Regions from separate parts of the Homo sapiens genome. Here all the other regions are linked to region 3. A link is an interaction called in ENCODE POLR2A ChIA-PET data of the cell type or tissue named here. Cell type or tissue: HepG2. All regions are shown on one strand. Each heading gives the region's core, and the rest is flanking DNA. Links, peaks and the distances in the headings are about the cores only. Region 1 has its middle 34 kb from the start of MYH9-DT. Region 2 has its middle 46 kb from the start of TXN2. Region 3 overlaps MYH9 (myosin heavy chain 9). Region 4 overlaps MYH9-DT (MYH9 divergent transcript). Region 5 overlaps LOC124905111 (a long non-coding RNA gene).

Region 1 (4,568 bases), core at 337-4,336, 70 kb before region 3:
TCTCTCTTTCTTTCTCTTTCTTCCTCTCTCTCCCTCTCCTTCCTTCCTTTCTTTTCTTTTTTCTTTCTTTCTTTCTTTTCCTTGCCTTGTGAATCAATTTCTCTCTCCCTCCCTCCCTCCCTCCTTTCTTCCTTTTTTTCTTTCTTTTTAAGATAGAGTCTTGCTCTGTCCCCCAGGCTGGAGTGCAGTGGTGTGATCATAGCTCACTGTAGCCTAGCCTCAACCTCCTGGGCTGAAGCAATTCTCCCACCTCAACTTCCTGAATAGCTGGGACCACAGGCGTGCTCCACCATACCCAGCTAATTTTTTTTTATTATTATTATTTTTGTAGAGACAGGGTCTCGCCATGTTGCCCAGGCTGGTATCAAACTCCTGGGTTGAAGGGATCCTGCTACTTTGGCCTCCCAATGCGCTGAGTTTACAGGCGTGAACCACTGCACATGGCCAAAAACAAAGTTTTTAAACAGTGCCTCAAATCTTATTGGAGTGGCACAATTCACACGCAAGATGCTAAGGAACAACAAGCAGAGGATAAAACCAAATGGTAGGAGGAGAGAGTGCTGGAGCAGGGAGGAGCCACGTGGTGTTCAGGGTAGGCATCCCTGAGAAGGGGTGTTACTGAATTACATCCGTAAACTTAAGTGTGTTAATCAGGACTTTATCTTTTGCAAATGACAGAAACTTGACTCAGTTGGCTTAAAGAAACTGAAATTTAAGCAGGGCACGATGACTCACACCTGTATCCCAGCACTTTGGGAGGCTGAGGCGGGTGGATCACCTGAGGTCAGGAGTTCAAGACCAGCCTGGCCAACATGGAGAAACCTCATCTCTACTAAAAATACAAAAATTATCCAGGGATGGTGGTAGGAGCCTGTAATCCCAGCTACTGGGGAGGCTGAGGCAGGAGAATCACTTGAACCCAGGAGGCGGAGGTTGCGGTGAGCCAAGATCGCGTCACTGCACTCCAGCCTGGGCAACAAGAGTGAAACTCCGTCTCAAAAAAAAAAAAAAAAAAACCCCATCTGTTATTTGTGATTTTCCTCAGTGCCCAGCCCAGCTCCTGCACATAGTAGGCCCTCAGCGATAGTTGGTTGGATTGAATTGTCAAACTGGATGACATATCCACTCTGTCATTCATTCCCTCATTCATTCATTCATTCAACAAGCAAAGCCTGAGCTCCTGCCATTCATCAGGCCCTGTGCCAGGCTCTGGGACACAATGTGGAATAAGGACAGGGCTTTGCCCCCCAGAAGCCTTTGGAATAATAACTTGCAGCTGAATTGCACGATTGTTTATGGTTTGTGGTTCATGAAGCTCTTTCACATATCCTGTCCCATGATCTTGATGTGTGGATGTTGTTGAAGAAATTCAGGAGGAAATTCTGAAGAAGTTCAGGATAAAGACTCTTGGGTGAGGCCATGCCGTAAGTCAGCAGCTGGACTCCCTTCCCAGTGCCCACTCCCTAGGAACAGGCTGCCCACTGTGCATCGGGCCTGAATCGCAGGACACTGCATGGAGCTCCTTCCCTCGTCCGGCTCAGAGTTTGGAAGGTGTCCTGCAGTGGCCCTGGCAGAGCCGGGATGTCATCCTTGGAGGAGTTGCTTGGGGCCGTGGGCCTGGGAAAGGCCTGACGTGTATCCTCTGCCTCCACCACAGGCCTGATAAGAAAGTGACCACAATCCCTTTTGGGCTACTTTCTTGGTCAAAAGAGGAACATAGTCTTGGGTGAAAAGGGAAGATATGGAGAGCACTGCAACTGAGCAACCTGGTCACCATGGAGGATGGGACAGAGCACTGTCAAGTCAGGGTCCCACCACCGGGTGTCTCAGCTCATGAGCTTCCCTCTCTAGTTGGGCTTTTCTGTTTAGTCCCTTCCTTCCCCACCCTACTCGCCCAACCTAACCATGTTTTGGTCAATCCTTTCCTTGTTAAAGTATCCTATTGAGGCCAGACACTGTGGCTTACGGCTGTAATCCCAGCACTTTGGGAGGCCGAGGCGGGTGGATCACCTGAGGTCAGGAGTTCAAGACCAGCCATGACCAACATGGTGAAACCTTGTCTCTACTAAAAATACAAAATTAGCTGAGTGTGCTGGCACACGCCTGTAATCCCACCTACTTGGGAGACTGAGGCAGGAGAATTGTCTGACTCCGGGAGGTGGAGGTTGCAGTGAGCCAAGATCGCAGCATTGCACTTCAGCCTGGGCAACAAGAGCAAAACTCCATCTCAATAAATAAATAAATAAAAATAAATAAACAAATAAATAATAAAGTAATCTATTGCTCAAGGCCCATGTGCAGGCCCACCCCTGGGGAAGGCCCCTGCACAGCTCAGCCCTCACTGACCCGCCTTGCACAGCTCAGCCCTCACTGACCCGCCTGCCTCCTGGGACCATAGCTGGTACTTGTTTTGCATTTGGGGATCCTAACTTGGTTTGAAGCAGAAGCAGATCAGAGACAAAAATTTGAGTACATGTGGTTGATTTGGACTGTGATCCCAGGCAACTTAGATAAGGGAGTGGGTGAGTGAGACAGAGAAGGGAAGCAGGAGCTATCTACCTAGTGAACGGGACCTCCCAGTTATTTGCCCAAGCGTTGAGCGAGCACAGGCTAAGTTGAGAGCTGCTCCCAAAGGGCATTACGTCCTCAGCACTTGCAGCCTCCTGAGCTCGAGTCGAGCCCTTCAGCAAAGTGTCACCGGTGCTGGCAGATGTAAGTCCCACCAGGGTTCAAAATACTGGAGTCCTAACAGTGCCGGCTTCTAGCCTAAGATTTTTTTTTTGCACAAAGGGTTTCACTGTGAAACATACATGTTTGAAAACCTATGTCGTAAGGCAACAACACCCATTTCGCAGACGTGCTAGTAGAATCCTAGAGGTGACAAGGGATTTGCCTCAGGCTTGCCAGCGAGTTAAGAAAAGAATCAAGAGTAGAAGCCAGAAACTAGGTCTGCAGTCTGGGTGTCCAGCACTTTTTTATTTTTTATTATTTATTTATCTATTTATTTTTTGAGACAGAGTTTTGCTCTTGTTGCCCAGGCTGGAGTGCAGTGGCACGATCTCGGCTCACTGCAACCTCCGCCTCCCAGGTTCAAGCGATTCTCCTGCCTCAGCCTCTCAAGTAGCTGGGATTACAGGCATGAGCCACCACACCTGGCTAATTTTGTATTTTTAGAAGAGAAGGGGTTTCTCCATGTTGGTCAGGCTGGTCTTGAACTCCCAACCTCAGGTGATCCGCCCACCTTGGCCCCCCAAAGTGCTGGGATTACAGGCGTGAGCCACTGCGCCCGGCCTATTTTTATTTTATTTTTATTTTTTTCAGCCTTGCTGAGGTTCTCTGCAAAGTGCTTTTTGGAGGAAAAAAAATTATTATTATTATTATTATTTTTTAATTTTTTTTTTTTTAGATGGAATCTCGCTCTGTCGCCCAGGCTGGAGTGCAGTGGCACGATCTCAGCTCACTGCAAACTCCGCCTCCTGGGTTCACACCATTCTCCTGCCTCAGCCTCCTGAGTAGCTGGGACTACAGGCACCTGCCACCACGCCCAGCTAATTTTTTGTATTTTTAGTAGAGACGCGGTTTCACTGTGTTAGCCAGGATGGTCGCTATCTCTTGACCTTGTGATCCGCCTGCCTCGGCCTCCCAAAGTGCTGGGATTACAGGCGTGAGCCACTGCGCCTGGCCCCTGGCTGATGCCCTCAAGAGCATCAACAATGCCAAAAAGAGAGGCAAACGCCAGGTGCTTATTAGGCCATGCTCCAAAGTCATCGTCCGATTTCTCACTGTGATGATAAAGCATGATTACACTGGCGAATTTGAAATCATTGATGGTCACAGAGCTGGGAAAATTGTTGTGACTGTCACAGGCAGGCTCAACAAGTGTGGAGTGATCAGCCCCAGATTTGATGTGCAACTCAAAGATCTAGAAAAATGGCAGAATAATCTGCTTCCATCCCGCCAGTTTGGTTTCATTGTACTGACAACCTCAGCTGGCATCATGGACCATGAAGAAGCAAGACAAAACCACACAGGAGGGAAAATCCTGGGATTCTTTTTCTAGGGATGTAATACACATATTTACAAATAAAATGCCTCATGGAAAAAAAATCTGTAGAGATAGGGTCTCATTATGTTTCTCAGGCTGGTCTCAGAATCCTGGTCTCAAGCAATCCTCCCACCTTGGCCTCCCAAAGCCCTGGCATTAGAGGCATGAGCCACCATGCCCAGCACTAAGCATTTCTCACAAACAACTTTAAGTCCTAGGAGGCAGGCACTATTATTTTCCCCACTTTACACATGAGGAAACTGAGGCTTCCAGCAGACACTTGACAGTTAGTGGTTCTGTGTAAGTCCCAACAGGAGACTTTTGGTTAGAATAATTCAAAGGTACATGGCTTCTGTTTTATCTCAAATTAAAAAATAATAACAGGCTGGGTGTGGTGGCTCATGCCTATAATTCCAGCACTTTGGGAGGCCGAGGCGGGTGGATCCCTTGAGGCCAGGAGCTTGAGACCTGCCTGGCCAACATGCTGAAACCCCGTCTCTGCTAAAAATACAAAAATTAGCCA
Region 2 (4,568 bases), core at 335-4,334, 83 kb before region 3:
AGGCATGTACCACCACACCTGGCTAATTTTTGCGTTTTTAGTAGAGATGGAGTTTCACCATGTTGACCAGGCTGGTCTCGAACTCCTGACCTCAAGTGATCCACCCACTTCAGCCTCCCAAAGTGCTGGGATTACACCGCTCCCGGCTTGAGACCCTGACTCTTAAAAAAAAAAGAAAAGAAACAAAAAGAAAAAGAAGCCAGGCACTGTGGCTCACACCTGTAATCCCAGCACTTTGGATGGCCGAGGCAGGAAGATGCTTGTGTCCAGGAGTTCGAGATCAGCCTAGGTAACAAAGTGAGACCTCATCTCTACAAAAAATAAATCAAAACTAGCTGGGCATGGTGGCATGAGCCTGAGGTCCCAGCTACTTGGGAGGCTGAGGTGGGAGGATGGCTCAAGCCTGGAAGGTCAAGGCTACAGTGAGCTGTGATTGTACCACTGCAGTCTAGCCTGGGTGACAGAGTGAGACCTTGTCTCAAAAAAAAAAAAAAAGAAAGAAAGAAAGAAATGAAAAGCCCATAGAGTGGCCAGGCGCAGTGGCTCACACCTGTAGTCCCAGCACTTTGGGAGGCCGAGGTGGGTGGATCACCTGAGGTCAGGAGTTCGAGACAGCCTGGCCAACATAGTGGAACCCCATCTCTACTAAAAATACAAACATTAGCTGGGCGTGGAGGCACGTGCCTGTAATCCCAGCTACTCAGGAGGATGGGCCAGGAGAATCGCTTGAACTCGGGAGGTGGAGGTTGCAGTGAGCCAAGATCAAGCCACTGTACTCCAGCCTGGGTGACAGAGCAAGACTCCGTCTTGGGAAAAAAATAAATAAATAAAAAGATCAGGCAGGGCACAGTGGCTCACGCCTGTAATCCCAGCACTTTGGGAAGCTGAGGCGGGTGGATCACTTGAGGTCAGGAGTACGAGAACAGCCTGGCCAACATGCTGAAACCTCGTCTCTACTAAAAAAATAAATAAATAAATACAAAAATTAGCTGGGCGTGGTGGCGCATGCCTGTAGTACCAGCTACTCATGAAGCTGAGGCAGGAGAATCACTTGAACTCGGGAGATGGAGGTTGCAGTGAGCCGAGATTGCGCCACTGTACTCCAGCCTGGGCAACAGAGCGAGACTCTGTCTCAAAAAAAAAAAAAAAAAAAAAAGATCAGACCTATTCTCCTGAGCTGGACACTGAGAGGCAGACGGGTAAATCATTTTATTGTTTGCTGAGGTCCCCCAACCAGGAAGTGGTAGTGCTGGAATTTTAACCCAGATATATTTGACGCCAAGGCTCAAACTCTTTCCACTGGGATTATTAACCCTTATCAGTACATCTGTGCCATGTTTTCAGGTAAGAAAACTGAGTAGTGTGATAAGCCGTCTGCCTGTGACACTTTATTTTTTGTTTGTTTGAGACGGAGTTTCGCTCTTGTTGCCCAGGCTGGAGTGCAATGACATGATCTTGGTTCACCGCAACCTCTGCCTCCCAGGTTCAAGCAATTCTCCTGCCTCAGCCTCCCAAGTAGCTGGGATTACAGGCATGTGCCACCACGCCCTGCTAATTTTGTATCTGTAGAGATGGGGTTTCTCCTTGTTGGTCAGGCTGGTCTCAAACTCCCAACCTCAGGTGATCTGCCCACCTCGGCCTCCCAGAGTGCTGGGATTACAGGCGTGAGCCACCATGCCCGGCCTCCACTTTAGTTTTACAAGGGCCCAAAGCAGGAACAAACCTCCAGTCCTGTGGCCTACAGGATGACAGCCTAAGCCCTCCTATCCCCCACTTGACCTTCAATGCCCATAGGGAACCTGCCCCAGCCCATTTCTCATCTGCTGTTCTGGTCATCTTCCCAAAAGACCAACCCTTTCCTTGCCTCCATATTTCTACACTTTGACACTTTGGGTCAAGTGGAAAAAGTCTGGTGGAAGAACTAGTTCTAAATATCAGCTTAGTCACTTACTTGCTGTGTGACTATGGGCAAGCCACTTGACCTCTCTGAGTCTCACTTTGCTCAGCTGGAAAATGAGAAAAGATATGCCTAAGTCTTAGCACTTGTCTGATGATTAATATGCATAAGCTGAAGGAATGAAGGGGGGGTATTTATTGTGCCCCTGCCGCGTGCCAGACCCGGTGAGAGACACTGGCGACGCTGTGGTGAACCCGGCAGTCACAGTGGCTGCTTTTCTGGGGACTGTTCTTGAAGTGGAGGGTGTGATCTATTGCAGCAGGAGGTTGAGTAACTGAGCCTTTGTAACTGTGAGCAGGATTCCTCCTGAGCTGAAGATGAGTGCCTTAAGCCAGGTGTGAGGGTGGGGAAATACCCTAATTTGACAGACGAGGAAAGGAAACTTCCCGCACTCCGCTTTAAGTGGTGGGGCCAGGATTCAAACCCAGGGGCTGCTTTGATGGGCCACCCTGGTTTCCTCTTGCATCCGCACTGCTGAGCAGAGAGCCCGGCACCTAGCGGGATATCAAAGACACAGAGGCCGCCAGCAGTGAAAGCTGTGTTGAAAAGAAGCTAGAGGAAGCTGGTGAAAACCAGAGGTTAGGAGGTGGGGACAGGGAAGGCCGTGAAGGGAGGGGCCTTTTATTGACCAGCCAGCCCTCGGCCAGGTCCCTGCCTCAGACGTGCATGTTGGCAGGAAGAACCTGGCTGGGCATCTCTGTGACTGTGGTTGAATGAAGGAGCACCTGAGCCTTCCTTTTTTTCTTTTTTCTTTTTTTTTCTGAGATGGAATTGTGCTCTTGTTGCCCAGGCTGGAGTGCAATGGCGCGATCCCGGCTCACTGCAACCTCCCCCTCCCACGTTCAAGCAGTTCTCCTGCCTCAGCCTCCTGAGTAGCTGGGATTACAGGCATGTGCCACCACGCCCGGCTAATTTTGTATTTTTAGTAGAAACAGGGTTTCTCCATGTTGGTCAGCCTGGTGTTGAACTCCCAACCTTAGGTGATCCGCCTGCCTCGGCCTCCTAAAGTGCTGGGATTACAGGCGTGAGCCACTACGCCTGGCGCACCTGAGTCTTTCTAGTCCAGGCTGAGCTCTGGGCCGTTCAGCGCTTCTCAAACCCACAGCAGTGCCTCATTGCAAGAGGAGCTGGTGGGATACAGGAGAAAGTGGGGAGGGAAAAGGCGGGTCAAGGAACTGAACTAGAGGCTCACTCGACAGTTCTCCAGGTCTTTGTTGTTTACTGAAGGAACCTTATGAACGTGGCCTTCGCACTCCCTGCTCTGTCTGTGTTTGTTTTAATATAACCGATTCCCTCCCCTCTTGCCAACAAAGGGTTGGAGTAAAACTGACTGCATAGAGCCTGCCTAACTGTGCACTGTCCCTCGCTGTGGACTCTGCACCCCTAGCGCAGGAGGGTCCCAGGGCTCCAGGGGCGAGGCCCCACAGGCACCCCCTTCCCTCCACACAGCCGGTCTTTCCCTCCTCCATTCTCAGACCTCACCCTCCCCACATGTCATAAAGGTCCTGTGCCCTGACCTCACTGAGTCACCTGTTTCTCTGTATCTCTATGTTTCTGTGGCTGCTTCTACCCCTAGACAGTGGCCTCCAACACTTAATTATGGTGGGCAGGGCCACGGTCTGCCTCCCTCGGTGTCCTCAGCACAGCAGGCCTAGCCTGGGTAGGTGGACCCTGGGAAAAGAAATGAGTGAATGAGGCCGGGCGCGGTGGCTCACGCCCGTAATCCCAGCACTTTGGGAGGTCGAGGAGGGCAGATCGCTTGAGGCCAGGAGTTTGAAACCAGCCTGGCCAACATGGTGAAATCCCGTCTCTGCTAAAAATACAAAAACTAGCCAGGCGTGGTGGCTCACGTTTGTAACGCCAGCTGCTCGGGAGGCTGAGGCAGGAGAATCGCTTGAACCCGGTAGGCGGAGGTTGCAGTGAGCCGAGATCGCGCCACTGCACTCCAGCCTGGGCAATAGAGCGAGACTCCATTTCAAAAGAAAGAAAGGAAAGAAAAGAATGAAAGAAAGAAAGAAAGAGAAAAAGAAAGAAAGAAGAAAGAAAGAAAGAAAGAAAGAAAGAAAAAAGAAAGAACGAAAGAAAGAAAAGAGAAAAAGAAAGAAAGAAGAAAGAAAGAAAGAAAGAAAGAAAGAAAGGAAGGAAGGAAGGAAGGAAGGAAGGAAGGAAGGAAGGAAGGAAGAAAGAAATGAGTGAATGAACAAATGGAAGGGCAGTAGGCCCTCTGGGGCTGCGGTGAGCCAGATAATGACCCAAAGATGTCCATGTCCTGATCCCGCAAACCTGCAAATGTGTTAACCTACATGGCAAAAGGGACTTTGCAGATGTGACGGAGTTAGGAATCTGGAGATGGGAAGAAATTCCACCTACGGCCAGCGGCTTCAGTCCCTGCCTGAGCCCCAGCCCGCCCCTCCCGCTGGCCTGCCTGCACCTGTCAGCCTTTCCCAGCCAGCCCCACAATCACATGTGCCAATTCCTTGCAATCTATCTGTCCATCTTTATCTCTGCCTCTATATTTCCTCCAGGTTCTGTTTCTCTGGTTAAGCCCTGACTGATACAGGAGCCCAGGAGATTGGCCTCCTGGGTCTGTATTTGGGAGACCACTCAGAAT
Region 3 (4,568 bases), core at 158-4,157:
TAAGGTGCTAGCTGTTCATTTTCCAGACAAACCCACAAATAAGTAAAAAGAGAAACGGAGGGAGGGAGGGAGAGTATTCTCTGGGAAAACAGGGAGAAATAAAAGATCCATATGATGTTTGTGGGGAAGGGGAGAAGGCAAATAATTGAGGCATTACATTTTGGGTTGAAAGAAGATGTTTTTGGTCAACCTATTTACTTTCAGTTTCATCATTTCCTGAGAGTCCTAATTTAGCCTCTGGTTGTGTCCCGCTCGATTATGGCCTAAAAAGGCAACTGCTTGGGTTTCTTGGAGTTGGACTGGCACCCGCAGGAAGCCGGCGGGAAGGAAAGCGCTGGGGGATGGCCTCAGCCTGATCCAATCTCATCTCCAGGGGCGAGAGCTGCTTGCTTCCTTCTGAACCTCTTGCTGGCCTGCCCATTCCCACAGGAGCTCGGGACTTTCTGAGCCACGGAGATCTTTCCTCTGTGTGTGTGTGTGTGTGTGTGTGTGTGTGTGTGTGTGTGTGTGTTTTGTTTTTTGTTTTTTTGTTTTTTTAAGTGGTAGATGATGATGCTGGTTGGTTGCTTTCACATGTACATCCTGCTCAAATGGCAGTGCATGTCGATTCAGCCCTTTTGGAAAACAATTGGATGGGACATCCCAGGACTGTAGAAGTGTTTGTATGTTCTTTTCTCCCGTAACTCCACTCCTGGGAATGTATCTCAAGGTGGTGGTACACTACGGCCGGGTGCGGTGGCTCACGCCTGTAAGCCCAGCACTTTGGGAGGCCGAGGCAGGCAGATCACCTGAGGTCAGGAGTTTGAGACCAGCCTGGCCAACATGGTGAAACCCCATTTCTACTAAAACTACAAAAATTAGCTGGGCGTGGTGGCGGATGCCTGTAATCCCAGCTACTCGGGAGGCTGCAGCGGAGAATCGCTTGAACCTGGGAAGCGGAGGTTGCAGTGAGCTGAGATCACGCCACTGCACTCCAGCCTGGGTGATAGAGCGGGACTCCATCTCAAAAAAAAATAAAGATGGTATACTAGATAAGAGGGTAAAAAAACCTTATAAGTGGTCCTTAAAAAAGAAAAAAACACTTGAGAATATTGAGAATATGCTGCAGCCATTAAATGTTGGACAGTGAGGCCTTGGTGTCAGGAGTTCTGGGTTCAGGTCCTCATTCCCCAGCTTGTGTGACCGAGTAGAGTTACTTTCTCTCAGGGCCACCACTGCATCATCTGTAAAATGGGTTGGATAAAATTGATTAACAAGCAAATCTGAGGCTGGGTGTGGTGGCTCACACCTGTAATCCCAGCACTTTGGGAGGCCAAGGCAGGCAGATCACATGAGGTCAGGAGTTTGAGACCAGCCAGGCCAACATGGTGAAACCCCGTCTCTACTAAAAATACAAAAAATTAGCCAGGCGTGGTGGCACACGCCTGTAGTGCCAGCTACTCGGGAGGCTGAGGTGGGAGAATCGCTTGAACCCAGGAGATGGAGGTTGCAGTGAGCCGAGATCGTGCCATTGCACTCTAGCCTGGGTGACAGAGCAAGACTTCATCTCAAAAAACAAAAACCAAGCAAATCCTAGCCCTACAGGAAAATAGTCACAGTAAGTAAGGAAAATACAAAATCTGAAACTCTGTCCTCTGCCTGATAGTTAAAAATCAAGTGTTTCCATGAGCCAGGTCCAGAAAGGACCACGAAAAGAAAGAGAAAACTGATTTTGCAAGGCGGGGAGAGGCGGTGGGGGGAGTTCAGGAATTTAGGGGATTATTTTTCTTTTATTTTCAAAAACTTTTTTATTATGGGCAGTTTTAAAAAGTTTCACCTGGGCACAGTGGCTCATGCCTGTAATCCCAGCACTCTGGGAGTCCAAGGCGGGCAGATCACCTGAGGTCAAGAGTTCAAGACCAGCCTGACCTAAAACCCCATCTCTACTAAAAATACAAAAATTAGCCGGCTGTGGTGGTGGGCGCCTGTAGTCCCAGCTACTCGGAAGCCTGAGACAGGAGAATTGCTTGAATCTGGGAGGTGGAGGTTGCAGCGAGCTGAGATCTTGCCATTGCACTCCAGCCTGGGCAACAGAGTGAGTCTCTGTCTCAAAAAAAAAAGTTTCAAAGAGGCTGTTTAACAGCCCCAGGACAGAGTAGGAAGGAGTGGCTGCACGCTGGCTGCTGTGTTTGATAGACTACCTCCCGGGTATCCCGCTGTCGTGCCCCTTATTGAATTTTTAGCAGCTCTTTACTATCCCCCATTCATAAATGAGGCATATGGATTATAGATAAGGTGGTTTAACCCACATGCATCCTGGAGAGGTCTGAGTATTAACCTGACTGAACACACTTATACACACACACACACACACACACACACACACGCCCCCAGAGGCACAGGATACGAGTGGAAACAGCAGCTCTGCTGCAGCCCTGTGGCTCCCCATCATTGAATGTGGCTGATCCTGCCCAGGTGGCCGAGGGGGCTTTCATAGAAACTCCACTGTTTATCCTGACCTTTGCGGCTCTCCCTGCCGGTCTAACCCGTGTATTGATCTTGGCGCCGCTGCTCACCCACGTCATTCTAGCAGAGTTGCTGAAACCAAATAGCCCTGTCCTTGGCCAGGCTGAGCAGAGCCCAGCCTTGCTTAATGAAAAGTTCTGGGAGGGAGGTGCCCAGCAAGCTGGGGCTCTGACCTTCAGCTGGAGCCTTGGTCCTTGGAGGCGGGGGGTGTCCCTGGTGGGATGCATTCTCTCTTCCTCTTGCAAGAACTGTGGCTTGGTGGCCAGGCCTCTGCTAGTCTTCAAGTGGACACCACTGGCCTGTGACTGTCCCCTGCCCTCCCACCAAAGCCTGAAAGTCGGACAGGGTGAGGTTCTGAGGGCAGTTGGTTGGGTGGAATTCCTCCCCGCCAGCTGGTGTGATGTTTGTGACCCTCCAGAGCGGATTTCCAGGGCAGTCTGAGTGCCTGGGCCCTGCAGCCTGAGGGTGCCCATGGGCTGCCGAGAAGCCAGGCTACCAGATGGGTTCTTTGCTGTTAGGGTTGGCATTGCTGGGGCGAAGCAGCGTTTGAGGACGGTCAGAGCTCATTCTGCCACTGCTGATGGGCTGCAAGCTTGCGCCGACAGTAGCGGGCCGAGGGAGTAAATCTTGAGTTCTAACGTGCCTGCTTTTTGACGGGCCATGTGGTCCACACTGGGAAGGCTCACTCAGCCTTCCTGCCTACCTGATAACATCCGGCAAATATTTGTTGAACGCTCTGGAATGCATTCCTCTCCACTCCCCACATCACACTCAGCTCGTGGGGACAGTTAGGGCCCAGCTCCAGTGCCGGCCTGGCTTCCGAGGGACCCCAGGCACAATTGTTCTGGGAGGAGGCCAGGCACAGGAGCCAGGCGTCCCTGGGTTAGCGTCCCACTCCATGCCTGGGTTGGGCAACTCTGGGCAAGTGACTTGCCCTTTCTGAGTCTGTTTCCTAGTTTATGAATTGGGGATGATGAGACAGCTCTTTCCCAGGATGGTTGCCAGTTAGGTGAGGTGGTGAATAAACTGAGCGTGGTGCTGGGAGGTACTTAGTAACCATCCCCTGCCCCTTCTGCTCTCGGTAGGAGTCTCGTGAGGGGCACCGATGTCCTCAGATGCGTTCATTGGCGGGGTCAGCAACACACTTAGGGTTTGGGGGCATGGGGTTCAAGTGAGTCTCTCTGCTATTCATGGAGTTATCCTTTGTGGGTTTGAGGTCTATGAAAAGGCTGAGAACCCGCAGCCTGAGACCTGTGTTCTGTGATTGCTGCAAGGTCTTGAGCAGGGCAGGGGCGCGATGGGGAGACTTTGGGGAGCCTGGGTGCTGGGACCCTAGGGGTGCCTGTTGACTAGTTAGTGGTTAGACACATGGTAGGGAGAAAGAACAACTAGGATTTACCTGGCAGGGAGAAACCTTGGATTTGCTTGAATGGACTGGCCAGGGTGAAGTGCAGACAGCTGAAAATAAGCTGGTGGTGCCCTGGAGGCTGCTCCTGGTATAGACCCTAGACCTCAGACCCGCAGCAAAGACGAGGGGCGGCCAGGCAGTTCACAGCCACCGTTCCTGTCTTGTTTGCTCTGACTCATTCTGAGCCCGGCCTGCTCTCAGGGTGGTCCTTGCAGAGTGGATGTGCCCCCTGGCCCCCACAAGGGTCTGTGGGGTTTGCCTGTGTTGGGAAATGTCAACAGAGCCACCGGCCGGGGAAGCTGGTGATGCTGCCAAGCTCTGTTCCTGGGACTTGTGTCCCTCCTGGCGAAAGGGAGCCAGCAAAAAGGTTTTTTCCTGGAAAACCGCCCCTTCTGGAGTGAGTCCAGGGGAGCCCCTTGGCCTTGACTGAAAACCACTAATGAGCCCAGATGAAAAGTTCTGGTCAGCCTAGATTTTTCCCTTTGTTCTTTCCCTCCCATGCCCCCAGCCTCCTTGGGATCCAAGTCCCTCTTGGAATCTGGAAGCACAAAAGCCCATGGTGTTCCGTGTTTGGATCTGGGGACTTCCTGGATTGCAGGGGCCTGAGGGGAGGGGGCTTGATCTCATAGAGGGAAAAAAAACCTTCCTGATCTTC
Region 4 (4,568 bases), core at 280-4,279, 57 kb before region 3:
TAAATAATGTATTACATTTCAATTTAAATTCTATATCTCTAAAAAGAATATATATATGTATGTATATATGTGATGTGTGTGTGCGTGTGTGTATATATATATGTATTTTGAGACAAGGTCTCACTCTCACTCAGACTGGTGTGCAGGGGTGTGATTATAGCTCACTGCAGCCTCCAACTCCCAGGCTCAAGCGATCCTCCCACCTCAGCCTCCCAAGTAGCTGGGACTACAGGTGCATGCCACCATGCCCAGCTAATTTTTAAAAAATTTTTTGGTAGAGACAAGGTCTTGCTTTGTTGCCCAGGCTAGGTAAAAAAGAATATATTCTCATAATACCAATTCAGCAGGTGAAATCATCCGTCCAAGGTCACACAGTAAATAAAAGGCCCAGCCAGGGCCAAGGTCATGCTTTTTCCAGTGTGCTGGCTGCCTCACCATACCACTAACTAACATTGGTGTAATGTTTTTCTGTTTATAAACGTGTCATAAGTCATTTACAACTCATGACAATCCTATGTGGCAGGCAGGGCAAACAATATCGTATCCAGAAGACAGCTGATGAGATGAAACCAGCTTCCAGGAGGTGCCATGGTTCTGCTACCACACGTGGCCTGGCTTTGTGCCAAGTGCTTTGAAAACCTTAACTCAGGCTGGGCACAGTGGCTCACACTTGTAATCCCAGTACTTTGTGGGGCTCAGGTGGGAGGATTGCTTCAACCCAGGAGTTCAAGACCAGCATGGGCAACACAGTAAGAACCCAATTTCTCTTTGTTTTTTGTTTTGTTTTTTTTTTTGAGACGGAGTCTCGCTCTGTCTCCCAGGCTGGAGTGTAGTGGTGCGATCTTGGCTCACTGCAAGCTCCGCCTCCCGGGTTCACGCCTTTCTCCTGCCTCAACCTCCCCAGTAGCTGGGACTACAGTTGCCCACCACCACACCCGGCTAATTTTTTTTTCTTTTTTTTATATTTTTAGTAGAGACGGGGTTTCACTGTGTTAGTCGGGATAGTCTCAATCTCCTGACCTCGTGATCTGCCCGCCTCGGCCTCCCAAAGTGCTGGGATTACAGGTGTGAGCCACTGCGCCCAGCTAGTAAGACTCAATTTCTACAAAAATAAGAAAAAAATTAGCCAGGTGTGGTGGTGCATGCCTGTAGTTCCAGCTACTTGGGAGGCTGAGGCAGGAGGATCGCTTGAGCTTGGGAGGTTGAGGCTGCAGTCAGCTGTGTTTGTGCCACTGCACTCCAGCTTGGGTGACAGAGATCCTGTCTCAATCAATAAACCTTAACTCATTTAATCCTAACAACAGCCCATGGAATTCTTTACAGTTGAAGAAAGTGAGAATCAGAAGATAAAGTAAGTGATTTGCTTAAGGTTGGAACACAAGTAACTGGGAAAAGCAGGATTTGAATTCAAATCTGTCTAACCGAAGTGATACTCTTAACCACCAAGCACAATGGCTTGCAAAGACCCTCGTGTTTTCCATTTGACTAGCCATTGGTCCTCATATCGTAGCTGGGAGGGCAGTGTTATTATTCCTATTTTCCAGATGAGGAAAATGAGGCTTGGAAAGGTGACGCGGATTGCCCAAAGTCGCATAGCTAACAAGTGGTGGAGGCAGAACTTGGACTTGCCTCTTGTTCTCTGAGAGGCTCTGACCCCCAGCAGCGAGGCCTTGGCTCTCCTGCGGACGCCGAGTCCTTAACTCAGAGAAGCGTGGCTACATCTGCAGTGATTTCTCTGCGTTCACCGAGACTACGTGGGCACCGGGCACCTGGAGCTTGGCAGGAACTACGCGGAGGGAGGGAAGGGGTCAGCCCGGGGATCAGGCGACATGGCCTCCAGCTTCCGTGAAGCCTGAGCTTGTGTGATTACAGGGCCGTAGGCCTCGCTTCAGCAGTCTTGACGGCGGCTTGTTTCTCCGGCTTCTGGAATTTCAGTTCTTCCTGCCACAGCAGAAACGTGGCAGAGCTCCCAGAGCATCCTGAGAACGGGAACCTGGGCGACCTGCGGCGCCTCCGCAACCATTGGTTGTCGTGAGGCGCGGGGTCGTGTGTCAATTTGCATAACGTATTCGATAGGCTAATGAGACGGAAGTGGGCGTGCCCTGGCTAACCCACCTGTCCTTGGGTGGAGCGCGCAGGACTTCCGGGCAGGAAGGGTGGAGGGGCTACCTGGCTGCGGCGAGTGGGGCTGGGCAGGGGCCTGAAACTTCGCCGCCGCGCTCTCCGCTGCACCGCCCGTGTATGTAACCTGAAACGGCGGGTGTGAGGGACTCGCTGTAAACATGAATCGGCTGGAGCAGGACACAAAACATAAGGACGTTGGTTACTTCTCCGGGTGGGCAAATTTCCCTGGCGGGGGCCGTGAGAATACAAGTGGAAAGGAGATTTTCATTGTAAAATCTTTTATGCCCCAACTGAATCATGGGAGCCTATTAAAAGGCTATTATACATTAAAAGGCCGGGCGCGGTGGCCCACGCCTGTAATCCCAGCACTCTGGGAGGCCGAGGCTGGCGGATCACTTGAGGCCAGGAGTTCGAGACCAGCCTGGCCAACATGGCGAACCCCTGTCTCTACTAAAAAAAATTAGCCGGGCATGGCGGTGCGCGCCTCTAATCCCAGCTGCTTGGGCGGCTGAGGCAAGAGAATCGCTTGAACCTGGGAGGCGGAGGTTGCAGTGAGCTGAGATTGCACCACTGCACTCCAGCCTGGGCAATAGAGTGATACCCTGTCTCAAATAAATAAACACACGTGTGTTTTTATTATGTGTATATGTGTATATGGATAGATATAGATATTGATGATATATAGATACAGATTGCTCTTCTTAGGACACTATCAGAGACTTGTAAACTCCAAACAACCTGGCATTCAAAGCCCTCTGCAACCTGCCCTAGCCTCCTCCTCACCTGCTTATCAACCCTAAACCCAAAGCCACATGGATTGGTCTCCCTAACCCGGTTTTCTGCCCCTGGAAACAGCTTTGCCCTTGACTGCCCTTGCCATTCCTTCCACATGAGATTCTCTCTCTCATTATATTGCCACCTTTGAAGTTTCACCCAGCCTAAAGGGATCACTCAGAGGCCTCCTCGTCCCTGCCCAGAGGTCAGAACTGATCTCTGCCTTCCCTGTACTTCCAGGACAATTAGTTTGTACTTGTGTAAGAGTACTTCTTAGAATGTCACCAAGACAGTCCCCTACAGTCCCAGATGGTTCATCAGCACAGCTTCACAGCCTTGGCTCAGTGTCATTTATTGATTCAATAAACATTTTTTGTTTTTAATTTTTTAATTATTATTATTTTTGTAATTTTTAGTAGAGACGGGGTTTCACTGTGTTAGCCAGGATGGTCTCGATCTCCTGACCTCGTGATCTGCCTGCCTCGGCTTCCCAAAGTGCTGGGATTACAGGCGTGAGCCACTGTGCCTGGCCCATCAACAAACATTTATTAAATGCAGGGCTGTTGTAGGCACTGGAGATAGGGCAGGGGACTAACCCTAAAAGTTCCTGCCCTCCTGGAGTTTATGTTTTAGTGAAGACAAAGAGTAAATGGATAAAGCAACACAGTGTGCAATTTGTCAGGCCATGGCAAGGACATGAAGAAAACTAAAGCAAGGGAAGGGGCTGGGTGCATTGGCTCACACATGTAATCCCAGCACTTTGGGACATGGAGGAGGCAGATCACCTGAGGTCAGGAGTTTGAGACCAGCCTGGCCAACATGGTGAAACCTCGTTTTTACTAAAATACAAAAATTAGCCAAACCTGGTGGCAGGCGCCTGTAATCCCAGCTACTCAGGAGGCTGAGCCAGGAGAATCGCCTGGACCCGGGAGGCAGAGGTTGCAGTGAGCCGAGATCTCGCCACTGCACTCTAGCCTGGGCAACAAGAGTGAGACTCAACTGAAACAAAACAAAACAAAACAAAAACAACAAAAAAAAAAAAACAGGGAAAGAGGTCAGCCCTAGAGAGTGACGTTGGTTTTCATTTGGAGTAGGGCTTTAGCGATGGCGTCTTTGTGGAGGTGACATTTTAAGAGTGTTCTCAGTGAAATAAGAGAGGGTGCCATGTAGTAACTGGGACAACTGCTCCTGCTTGAGGGAGAGCAGGAGGAATAGCCATGTGCCTACTCAGTGCCCAGAAAATGGACAAGAAATTAAATTGGACAGTGGAGGAGGGGAGAGGAGATGGTCACTGGTCCAGACGTCTTAGATTCTCTAGGGGCGGCCAGCCTGGCCTCTACCCAGGAGACTGAGCTGTAACCAGTTAGCAAAGGGTTTAGAAGCCATATTTAGTGAGCTAGAGTTCTCTAGGGAGGCAGCGGGGGATTTCAGGAAAGAGAACCTGGCTGTGGGTTCTGGTCCCGGTTTTGGTCCCTGTCATTGTGACTTCAGGAGCCACTTCATCTCCCTGAATCTCAGTTTCTACCCTTTTAGTAGGGTTATAAAGCCCAGCTTGCTGGTGTATTGTAGGGACAATGATATTAAGAGCCACCATTTCTTTCTTTCTTTTTTTTTTTTTTTTTTGAGACAGAGTTTCACTCTTGTTGCCCATGCTGGAGTGCAGTGGTGCG
Region 5 (4,568 bases), core at 328-4,327, 98 kb before region 3:
TCCTCACCTGGGTTATTACTAACCCCTGCCCCTGATTTCCAGATCCCCACTCCAGGCATCCACCCGAACACCAGAACCTGAGGATTTTCTAAACTATGAATCTGACTGCTTATCTCTTTCCTGTTTAAACCCTCCTACCGGCCTGGCGCGGTGGCTCACACCTGTAATCCCAGGACTTTGGGAGGCCGAGGCAGGAGGATCACTTGAGGTCAGGAGTTCGAGACCAGCTTGGCCAGCCTGGTGAAACCCCATCTCTACTAAAAATACAAAAATTAGCCGGGCATGGTGGCGAATGCCTGTAATCCCAGCTACTCGGGAGGCAGGAAAATCGCTTGAACCCGGTGGGCAGAGGTTGCAGTGAGCTGAGATCGCACCACTGCACTCCAGCTTGGGTGACAGAGTGAGACTCCATCTCAAAAAATTAATTGATTAATAAATAAGTTAATTAAATAAAATAAACCCTCCGACTTTTCCCCAGTGCCTGCAGGAGAAAGACCCAGGCCACAGGTGCCCTCCAGGTTCTGGGGTCACAGACCTCTGGGCTCTTCTACCACTTCCTTCTTTCACTTTACTCTCAGGCCAGCCTGAACCCTTTGCAGTTTCCTGAGTACACATTCAGTAAATATTTATTGTGTTAGGATGCCACACCAGGAATCCTGCTCAGCAGTGGTGAGCAGCCCAGCAGGCATGGTCCCTGCCCTCAATACATAAATGTAAAATAAAATTTTTCCTTTCCCTCTCTTTTTTTTTTTTTTTTTTCGAGACAGGGTCTCACTCTGTCACTGAGGCTGGAGTGTGGTGGCACAATCATGGCTCACTGCAGCCTTGACCTCCTAGGCTTAAGCAATCCTCCCACCTCAGCCTCCCGAGTAGCTGGGACCACAGGCATGGGTTACCACACCTGGCTAATTTTTGTATTTTTTGTAGAGACGGGGTTTTGCCATGTTGCCCAGGCTGATCTCAAACTCTTTGGCTCAAGCGATCCACCTGCCTCAGCCTCCCAAAGTGCTGGGATTATAGACTTCAGCCACTCGCCAGGCGAATGTTTCTTCTCATGTGGCATGTGCTGTGGAAGACCTACACGGTACCAACAGAGTTTTTGCCTTTTGCCTGGAAGAACCCCCCCTACCCCACTCAGCCCTGCTCTAGACCTCTGCTTGGTGACCCTGTCACCAGCCTCTTAGATGCCTGTACAGTGTCATCAGCTCCGAAGGTCCCCCTTGCATGTGCCTTTATTGGGGCTGTTATCACCCTGGGGTGGGGATTTGCACACCTGGCTCCCACATTTGACCACTTTCCTTGGGGAAAGTGGACTTATTCTGGTGGTCTGATGTCCCCAGTGGCTTGTGAGGTACACAGCACCTAGTAGGTGCACAGCAAGCCTCTGCTCCAGGACCCCATCCCCATGAATCCATGGCTCAGTCACACATTTTCTTGATTCATCCATTAAATCAGAGGGGCCAACTTCCCCTCCCTCTGCCAGACCCTGATACAGACCAATTGATTCAGAGGGTAAAGGGGTCGTCCTGCCTGGCTCCTCAGGGTTGCAGAAGATATGACTGGCAGAGAAAGTGACTTTTTTTTTTTTTGAGACAGAGTCTACCTCTGCCTCCCACGCCGCAGTGCAATGGCTCAATCTTGGCTCACTGCAACCTCCGCTTCCCAGGTTCAAGCAATTCTCCTGCTTCAGCCTCCTGAGTAGCTGGGACTACAGGCACGTGCCACCACACCTGGCTAATTTTTGTATTTTTAGTAGAGACGGGGTTTCACCTGTTGGCCAGGCTGGTCTCAAACTCCTGACCTCAGGTGATCTGCCTGCCTCGGGGCCTCCCGAAGTGCTGGGATTATAGACCTGAGCCACCGCGCCTGGCCAGAAGTGATATTTGAACAGGACCTCCTTGGGTGAAGGAAGTGTTGGGCATCAGGCCGAGAGAGGCGGAGTTTGAAATAACTGAAGAGGTGTGAACATGGGCAGCTGCTGGGGTGGGGCCCCCCCGAGGGTGTGTCCCCAGTGTGTGGTCGGAAGTGCGGGCCAGGAGCTGAGGAAGGCAGTGAGCTCCGCAGGACGGAAGGGCCTTGTGTGCTGGTTCACTTCCCCCTGTTGGGGAACAAAGGCTTACGACGCATGAGCCAAGACAGTGAGTGACATTTCAAGGTTTTGTGACTGTGACCCAGAGTAAGAAATACATTACATCACAACCTGGCAGAGCGTGCAACATGGAAACAAGAGTTTCATGAGACAGTTTGCTTTTTTTGTTTTTTCTTTTTTAAAGAGACAGGATCTCACTCTCACCCAGGCTGGAGTTCAGTGGTGCCTCAACCTCCTGGGCTCCAGTGATTCTCCTGCCTCAGCCTCTCAAGTAGCTCTGGTTGCAGGCACCAGCCACTGCACCAGGCCATTTTGACCATTTTATTTTATTGTATTTATTTTGTTTTTCAGAGTTGGGGCCTTGCTCTGTCACCCAGGCTGCCGTACCATGGCACGATCATGGCTCACTGCAGCCTTGAACTCCTGGGCGCAAGCAATCCTCCCGCCTCAGCCTCTGGAGTAGCTAGGACTATAGGCACACACCACCATACCCGGCTAATTTTTTCTTTCTTTCTTTTTTTTTTTTTTTTTGTAGGAATGGGGCCTCACTGTGTTGCCTAGGCTGATTTTAACTCCTAGCCTCAAGCAGTCCTCCTGCCTTGGCCTCCTAAAATGCTGGGATTAGAGGCATGAGCCACCACACAGCCAAGACAGTTTGCTATTACTACCCAGGATGTGCTCTGAGATTTTCCCTTCTATTTTATCATCGTCATTATTAAATCCTTATTTGCGGCCAGGCACGGTGGCTCACGCCTATAATCCCAGCAGTTTGGGAGGCCGAAGTGGGCAGATTGCCAGAGCTCAGGAGTTCAAGACCAGCCTGGGCAACATGGTGAAACCCCGTCTGTACTAAAATACAAAATATTAGCCAGGCATGGCGGAGTACACCTGTAGTCACAGTTACTTGGGAGGCTGAGGCAGGAGAATTGCTTGATCCCAGGAGGTGGAGGTTGCAGTGAGCCAAGATCACACCACTGCACTCCAGCCTGGGTGACAGAGTGAGACTCCATCTCAAAAAAAAATTCTGATTTACTCAGAGTACCGACTTAATTAATTTCAAGATCCACCAGTGGGTCATGACTTACAATTTTTTGGTTTTTGGTTTTTGGTATTTTTTTGAATAGAGACGAGTTCTCCTATGTTGCCCAGGCTGGTCTTGAACTCCTGGGCTCAAATGATCTTCACGACTCAGCCTCCCATAGTGCTGGGATTACAGACATGAGCCGCCGCACCCAGCCATACCTGAAGTTTTAAAAAGGGATTCGAGATGGGCACAGTGGCTCACGCCTGTAATCCCAGCGTGTTGGGAGGCCGAGGCGGGTGGATCATTTGAGTTCATGAGTTCGAGACCAGCCTGGCCAACATGGTGAACCCTCGTCTCTTCTAAAAAATAGAAAAATTAGCCGGGCGTGGTGGTGCACGCCTGTAATCCCAGCTAATCGAGAGGCTAAAGCAGGAGAATTGCTTGAACCCTGGGAAGTGGAGGTTGCAGTGAGCCGAGATAGCGCCACTGCACTCCAGCCTGGGTGATGGAGCGAGACTTCATCTCAAAAAAAAGAAGGGATTCCTCTAAGCATCCTTCCACTCCAGGCATAATGGTCTGGTGGTGGTTCAAAAGGTATTTTAGCTTTTAGAATTCTGGGAGATAGATCTTCACAGCTATTTTAACTTGCAAAGCAGCCTGAGGGGATGGGGCAGGTCCCTTCTCCCCCTCCAACTCCCCACCATCAGAATACCCCATGGCTGCCCAGTTGGTTCCCAGGTCAGTCTGAGATCCAAACAAAAGGGGAGGAAGCAACCTCAGGACGTTTCCCGTCACCCTGTTTCCCATCACCCCCAGCTCCGGGAAGTCCCCACGTGGCAACCAGTTCCCTTGCCAGGCTGGCTTCGGATGCCACCATCCCTGGGAGGGGGTTGTGGAGGAAAGAAGGGTGGTTGAGGGCCCAGCTGGGTTCTGGCCTCTGTCCCACCATGAGGGGCCAATTCCCTTTGTGTAGGGGACGGCTCTTGCCTGCTCTGCCTGCCTGCCTGTAGGCCTGGCACTCAGCAGAGGGTGGATCCACGGCTCAGAATCCCCACCTCCACCCCCACCCAAGCCTCTGTCCAAGTTCCTCTTCTGTCTGGGGTCTCTGAGGCCCCTGGAGAGATTGGAGAAACCCGGAATGGTGGGGGCGCTACCAACTCATAACCTTTGGCTCTTATAACATTGGATGGAATCCAACCCCCTCATTTTAGAGAGGTGGAAGCTGAGGCCCAGAGATGGGAAGGCGCTCACTCACGATTACACAGGAGTTGGTCTCAGAGTGATTGCAGAAGACACAGGTCTCCTGACTCCAAATCCAGTGCTCCACGTTGGGGGCTGCTAGGGAAGGGAAATGTTCTGTCCGGGAGAAACTGGACAGCCCAGGGGGCCTGCGTCGTGGCTGTGCTTCTGCCGGCCCCTTTCTGTGGACCTGCCATAGTTCCTGCCCTACCTGGT

Evidence for each region. ChIA-PET counts read pairs that join two places held together with the same protein. Peaks named below come from ENCODE experiments on the same cell type or tissue, not always from the same donor. Only the 100,000 strongest peaks of a DNase experiment are listed, where the experiment ranks them.
Region 1: POLR2A ChIA-PET joins it to region 3 with 13 read pairs; 21 of 35 experiments call an interaction of 5 or more read pairs at or near these places.
Region 2: POLR2A ChIA-PET joins it to region 3 with 19 read pairs; 15 of 35 experiments call an interaction of 5 or more read pairs at or near these places.
Region 4: POLR2A ChIA-PET joins it to region 3 with 22 read pairs; 19 of 35 experiments call an interaction of 5 or more read pairs at or near these places.
Region 5: POLR2A ChIA-PET joins it to region 3 with 11 read pairs; 20 of 35 experiments call an interaction of 5 or more read pairs at or near these places.

What each region holds. Positions count from the first base shown.
Region 1 is chr22:36,420,762-36,425,329 of GRCh38, reverse strand. It overlaps the pseudogene RPS15AP38. Among named protein-coding and RNA genes, the nearest start is that of MYH9-DT, 34 kb to the right of the region's middle. In HepG2, for the core only: no CTCF peak of the experiment used is centred there; a DNase peak (open chromatin) is centred at 2,539; H3K4me3 peaks cover 525 bases.
Region 2 is chr22:36,433,620-36,438,187 of GRCh38, reverse strand. No RefSeq gene overlaps it. Among named protein-coding and RNA genes, the nearest start is that of TXN2, 46 kb to the left of the region's middle. RefSeq lists enhancers at 1,757-2,392, 2,414-2,543. In HepG2, for the core only: no CTCF peak of the experiment used is centred there; DNase peaks (open chromatin) are centred at 1,247, 2,497 and 3,357; H3K4me3 peaks cover 1,505 bases.
Region 3 is chr22:36,350,900-36,355,467 of GRCh38, reverse strand. All of the region lies in intron 1 of MYH9 (myosin heavy chain 9), which reads left to right. Among named protein-coding and RNA genes, the nearest start is that of MYH9, 35 kb to the left of the region's middle. RefSeq lists enhancers at 312-812, 813-1,313, 1,763-2,492. In HepG2, for the core only: a CTCF peak has its summit at 306; DNase peaks (open chromatin) are centred at 2,547, 3,237 and 4,137; H3K4me3 peaks cover 1,667 bases.
Region 4 is chr22:36,407,707-36,412,274 of GRCh38, reverse strand. It overlaps MYH9-DT (MYH9 divergent transcript), which reads right to left. Exons shown (of 3, transcript NR_183573.1): 3 at 1,274-2,248. Among named protein-coding and RNA genes, the nearest start is that of MYH9-DT, 21 kb to the right of the region's middle. RefSeq lists an enhancer at 2,508-3,128. In HepG2, for the core only: no CTCF peak of the experiment used is centred there; DNase peaks (open chromatin) are centred at 494 and 2,044; H3K4me3 peaks cover 1,460 bases.
Region 5 is chr22:36,449,412-36,453,979 of GRCh38, reverse strand. All of the region lies in intron 1 of LOC124905111 (a long non-coding RNA gene), which reads left to right. Among named protein-coding and RNA genes, the nearest start is that of TXN2, 30 kb to the left of the region's middle. RefSeq lists enhancers at 1,466-1,969, 1,991-2,190, 1,970-2,474. In HepG2, for the core only: no CTCF peak of the experiment used is centred there; a DNase peak (open chromatin) is centred at 2,109.